Regions from separate parts of the Homo sapiens genome. Here region 2 is linked to region 1. The links are chromatin contacts, found by Hi-C or POLR2A ChIA-PET in ENCODE. All regions are on one chromosome and are shown on one strand. Each heading gives the region's core, a stretch centred on a gene start or an enhancer-like site at or near the end of the contact. The rest is flanking DNA. Distances are from core to core; before and after follow the strand shown. Region 1 has its middle 53 kb from the start of GADD45A. Region 2 overlaps GNG12-AS1 (GNG12, DIRAS3 and WLS antisense RNA 1).

Region 1 (2,883 bases), core at 225-2,724:
AGGCTTCATGCCTACAGAAAGCGTAAAGGTCAGAACGATAGTTATACAGGCCTGAAGCAGGTTGCTTTCACTGTGACAGCAGGAAATCTCTGAGGCTGCAGCCTCCTGGTAAATACAACAGCCCTTTCCCTCCAGAGATCCTCTCTCTGTGTGTACATGCCTCTCCTGACTTGCCCTTGCCCCAGGTCTTGTGCAGAGGACAGAGGGGACCCTCATCTTTCATGTCGCTTCCCAGCAAGCCCTTGTGTGTCCTGTGCCAATTGCAGCTGAAGATATTTCATTTCCTGATATTTGCCAAATCACCTTTTACCTAGTTCCTGATATTTATTCTGTCAAGATGGGGCACAGCCATGACCCGAGAGACCAGACAGACCCACACAGGCAAGACCGATTAGGCAAAGCCCAGTAAGATGCAACAAACCCCAGTGGCATGTCCCATGAGGGTTGGCAGACTGACAGTGTCACAGAGTCCAATAGCAAAGATCAAAATCAGCCCTGAGGGCGGCCTGAGTTTCCCCAGATCATCACCTGTATTCATCTTCACTATCCCTGTATCCATATGTCCGCTAAACCATTACAGAACACTTCTTTTTTAAAAGTTCACTTTCGAAATTAATTAAATAAAACTTTACATACTTATAGTCTATGAAAAATGACAACCACTTATCAAAATAAAAGAAAGAAGCTTTAAAAATAGATGTAACGATTAGGGTAGAAATCGTTTGTCGACTTTTCTTCTAAAACCGCAGCTCATTGCCACTGGGGCCTGCATCGCCTTGGCCTGGCTTGGGGCTGGAGTGTCTAGGCCTGACCAAGAGAGTCAGCCCTGCTTGTGGGTCCTGTTTCCACCACATGTGGTTGAGAGACTGCGGAGAGGTGACTGGAGCCTGCTTGGGCCTCATTTCCTTCCCTGTCAACTGGGGATAACAATAGCACCTGCCCCTCAGGGCTGCTACAAAGACTGGATGGAATATTGCAATGCAAGCACTCAGCATGAGGCTGTGCACATATTACACCCTTTGGCAGTGCTGTTCATTTTTCCAGAGTTTTCCCTGTAAGTGCCCTTGTGACTATCGATCACAATCTGTATTTGGGAAATGTGGTTTTTATAGGTAAGACCACAGTTCTATTTGAAATAGAAGGCTTCTAAGAAACGGTGAGAAAGGTGTAATTATAGTGTGAATATAGCTAAGGACGAGAAATAGTAAACTAGAACAATGGTCCATAGGGATCAATTAGCTAAAACAAAATGCTTCTTTATGAAGAGAGCCCAGGCCTGCCTCCACCAGAAGGCATTGGCCAGGTTCTTCCAGCACAGCTCATCACCTCAACAGCTCTTCAGAGAAACTTTAGGTTATTAACAGCACAGGCTAGAGGCAAATCAGGTCTGTTTGAGTCCAGAGTCCAGAGTTCTCTGCCCCACCTGGCACAGCATCAGCCCTAGGTCAGGGATTCCCAGGTGCAGCCAGAGGTGTGGCTCTCCGCAGTCAGGACCCCTCCCAGCCAGACAGAGAGTGCACTTTATGACAAGTTCCCAGGCTCTGCACAGCCACCTGCCTTTATTCTGCCATGGAATTTTCCCAGATGAAACATCCACTTCCTATACACCTAGTGCCTGCCGCCTTGACCTCCTCTCACTTAGATCCATTTCCTTGCCTTCTCAGTACCCAGCTTCCCTCTACACGCCCAGAGTTTATTCACAGTGTCCTTTCACCCTTCTTCCAGGACACTAATCTACCTTTCTCCTTTCCTCTCCTTCCCTTCCATCTTCTTCCCTCTCCTTTCCTATCTCTCATTTTCTTTCTTTCTCTCCCCTCCTTTCTTTCTTTCTTTCTTTTCTTTCTTTCTTTCTTTCTTTCTTTCTTTCTTTCTTTCTTTCTTTCTTTCTTTCTTTCTTTTCTTTCTTTCTTTCTTTCTTTCTTTCTCTTTCTTTCTTTTCTTTCTTTCTTCTTTTCTCTCTCTCTTTCTCTCTTTCTTCCTCTTTCTCATTCTTTCTTTCCCTTATTTCTTACTTTCTTCCTGCCTTTCTTTCTTTCTCCACAGGGTCTCACTCTGTCACTCAAACTGGAGTGCAGTGATGCAATCACGGCTCATTGCAACCTCAAACTCCTCAAGCAATGAGGCTCAAGCAATCTTCCTGCCTCAGCCTCCGAAGTCACTGGGATTACAGGAGTGAACCACTACAACTGATTTCTCTTTCTTTTCTTTCTATCTCATCCCACCTTCTCCTTCCCTCCCTCCATTCTTCCCTCCTCTCCTCTCCTTTCCTTCTTCATAAATGTTTATTGAGCTCTTCCTCATAGGCTAGGCATTATGCTAGGACTTACAGTGGTAATGGAATCCTTGTCCTTATGGGATTTTTAGTCAAAAATGGAAGACCAACACTAACAAATAATTACTCAAATAATTAAATTATACCAGCCACAATACTGTAAATAAGAGATCTAAGTGGGCCATATTCTACAGAACTCACTGGACACTTTCCACATCTGATTGTCTTATTGCATGTACCACATTGTGAATACCTCAAAGAGCAGGGAGTATGGCTGCTTTGCATTGTGTCTCCAGTGTCTAGTACAGAGCCTGGCATATACATAGTGTGCTCTCAATCATTATTTGTGACATAAACAAATAAGACACTTTAAAATATAACTAGTGTTAGTGCTAATATGACCTGGGAGTCATGAGGGGAAGTCAGAGGTGGCAAATCTCCTCTTTCTTCATCTCACCTTTCCCCCTTCCTACCAACAGCCAAATAGATGCCAAAGGTGTGACGTGTCATGGAATGGATGAAGGCCAAGTGTTATCCTAGATTCTCTGCCCTTAGCTCTCCCCATCAGGAAACACACCCAGGAATGCTCTTCTACAAACCCCTGGCTTTCG
Region 2 (2,883 bases), core at 183-2,682, 320 kb before region 1:
GTCATATTCCACTGGAAAGCACAAACAAAAAAACAACAGAGAACGATGACAAATGGGGATAGGTGCTCTAAGGGAAACTAACTGGTCACAAATATAGAGAAAAGCCGGGGGAGGAGAAGGGGCCCTACTCTGGATTGCATGGGGGAAATGGAGAAAGGTCTTTCTGGGAGGTAAATTTTAAGCAGAGCCCTGAAGTATAAGAAAGACCCTTGAATGTGAAAAGTGGATGGTCCACTGATGCAGGCAGAGGAATTGGAGTGTGTAAGGACTCTGAGGCAATAGAAACTAGAAACATCTGGGAAAATGTGAGACAACTCACATGCCAGGAATGTAGAAAGCAAAGAAGGGAATGGACAAGAAAGAAGCTGCAAAGGTCAGCAGAGATACATAGACCGTGACAAGGAGTTTGGATTTTTTTCTGAATGCAGTGGAAAGGTTGAAGGATTGTAAGCAGAGGCAGTCCATAGTCTAATTTACATTCTAACAAGATCACTCTGGCTGGCATTGAGATAGACATATTATAAGTGGAGGAAGGACAAAGACAGTAGCAAGCAACTGGTGAGGAGGGTGTTAAAGTTAAGGCAAGAGATGCTGGTGGCCTCTTCCAGGTGATGGTGGAGGCGGGAGAACTACATGGTTTTGAGATATCCTGTATTTCAGTGGTGGAATCAGTAAGAATCGCTAGTGAATTGGATGGTAGTTGGAGTAAGGAAGAAAGGAATTCAAAATGGTACCTAGGCTTCTTACTTGAGCAAATAGATTGATGGTGGCACCTTTTTTGGAGATGCAAAAGACTGGAGGAATGAGGTTTGGCAGGAAAAAATCAAGGCTCACAGACAATGCAAAAATTAGTAACTTGCTTAAGGCCACATAGCTAAAGAATGAAAGAGCTTGAATTATAATCAATCCTGTGGCTCTATTTGTAAGTAAATCATTACAAATTTACCATGGTTCAATCTTGGCAAAAAGGAAAATAGATCCATTATGATTTAGAAGCAATTACACGAAGCTGCAGTCAAGCCTTTGCTCTTTTGGAAATAAACATAAGGGGAGAAAACAGGATAAGGATTGCTGTTGATGGACATTTCAGTTGATTTCATATCTTGGCTATTGTGAATAGTGCTGCAAGAGACATGAGGAGGCAGATATCTCTTCAATATGCTAGTTTCATTTCCTTTGGTTATTTACCCAGTAGTGAAACTGTTGGATCATATGGTAGTTCTCTTTAAGATTTAGAATAAAAGGAAGGAAAGAAAAAGTGGACTAGAATCACAGTGGGGCAAAGCCAGCTGTTTCCACAACACCCGTTGCTGTTCGCTACCCCCTGACGGGCTCATACTTCCTAGAGCCTGGGTACTGCATGCCAATGAGGCCACCCTCCCTACACAGCCCTGCTGGCGGCTGCAGCCTCCTGAGTCTGGGCCAAGCTGGTCTGAGTTGGTCCTCTCCTGGCTGTCAGGTTCCTACCCTCGGAAACCTCTCCATGCTCAGCCAATCGCCCTCCCCAGACATTTCTGCCACTAGAAGCCTCAGACACCCTATGATTATCGAAGAGAACCTATGGATGGCCTGAGAGGAGGTAGAGGTCTGTGGCTGTCCACACCTGCCCCCAGACATTACCTTACTGAGACAGAACATTTCCAGAAATGTTAGAGATTGGGAAACAAGTACCAAAATTCACAGAATTAAGGGCAGAACTGAAATAAAAACTTTTAATAGTATTACAATAATGGCTATAGTTTATGGACCACTCATTGATGCCAGATACAAAGCTTTAGTCACACTATCTCTATTAAGCCTCACAGGCACCCCAGGAAGCAGGTATGATTAGGATCCCCATTTTGAAGACAATGAAGGAGGCCAGGGAAATGAAGTCTCTGTCCCCATGTCACATAAGGAGTTGACAACAGACCCAGAATTCAAACCCAAGTCCAACTGAGTATAGAGCCCTGACACTCAGGTTTTGTCTTGTACTAAATTCCTGGCACCCCTGCACCTTGCTCACAGGTCTCAACCCTGATGGCAGCTATATATCACATACTGGAACTTGCCACTTGAATTAACTAGACACTCCCAGTGAAGGTAATTGTCAGTGGCTTTAAAAATCAGAAGCAAACATGAAAACAAGAGTTTCTCCAAAGGTTAATTAATTCAACTCAACCTATCAAATACTTCTTGAATATCAACTCAGTAATAGACACTGGTTTAATTCTGCAGGGAATGTGGGGGATAGCGGGAGGGGTAGACAAGACGCCAGAAAGAGGGAATAAAATAGGAAGGCATTTAGTCCTTATTCTCAAAGAGCTTTTTCTGTAGGTGAAAACATCCAGTGATCAGAACTGGACCTACACAAGTCTTTTAAATAACTTAGCTGGGGGAAAAAAAGTCAGATAAAAATATTATCCAAAATGAACGCAAGCCAGGCTGACATTTCACTGGGCTCAAGTGTCAGGGACAGCGATACATACCCCAGTCTCCCCGGCTCTGCTCTGCCTCACCATGGTAACCGCCAGGGCCCTCATCTGCCAGATGGTTTTTTTATATCCTCTGAGTGTAGCTGGGGAGGAGGAGAAAATGCATGACTGAATGGCTAAAGTACCCTCACTCTCTCTGCAGCCCAGCAGTCCTAGATATGTCTCTCAAAACGAATTCCCTTATAAGCAACACATCTTGAGGAAACTAATAACTCCCACTGTGTATCAGAAAATGACTGTCTTGAGCAGATACAGAGCAAATCCCAAGCATTCCAGCCTGTGGGACAGAGCTGCAATGGTGTATTAGTTCGCCAGGGCTGCTATGATAAAGTACCACAGACTGGGTACCTTAAACAACTGCAATTTCTTTTCCTATAGTTCTGGAGGCTGGAAAATCCAAGATCAAATT

What was found. A loop is a pair of places that touch in the nucleus more often than their neighbours do. ChIA-PET counts read pairs that join two places held with the same protein, here RNA polymerase II (POLR2A).
Region 2: a loop to region 1 is called in a map with no recorded cell type, with 1.9 times the contacts of the local background. The contact joins two enhancer-like sites. A Hi-C loop is called at or near these places in 1 of 37 single-sample maps with no recorded cell type. POLR2A ChIA-PET finds 5 or more read pairs at or near these places in 1 of 52 experiments (BJ).

The regions. Positions count from the first base shown.
Region 1 is chr1:67,630,507-67,633,389 of GRCh38, reverse strand. No RefSeq gene overlaps it. Among named protein-coding and RNA genes, the nearest start is that of GADD45A, 53 kb to the left of the region's middle. Within about 2 kb of position 1,474, at least 8 of the 41 ENCODE cell types and tissues checked have a DNase peak (open chromatin) inside an H3K27ac peak, as active enhancers do.
Region 2 is chr1:67,945,785-67,948,667 of GRCh38, reverse strand. The region is part of intron 1 of GNG12-AS1 (GNG12, DIRAS3 and WLS antisense RNA 1); the gene reads right to left. Among named protein-coding and RNA genes, the nearest start is that of DIRAS3, 100 kb to the left of the region's middle. Within about 2 kb of position 1,432, at least 5 of the 41 ENCODE cell types and tissues checked have a DNase peak (open chromatin) inside an H3K27ac peak, as active enhancers do.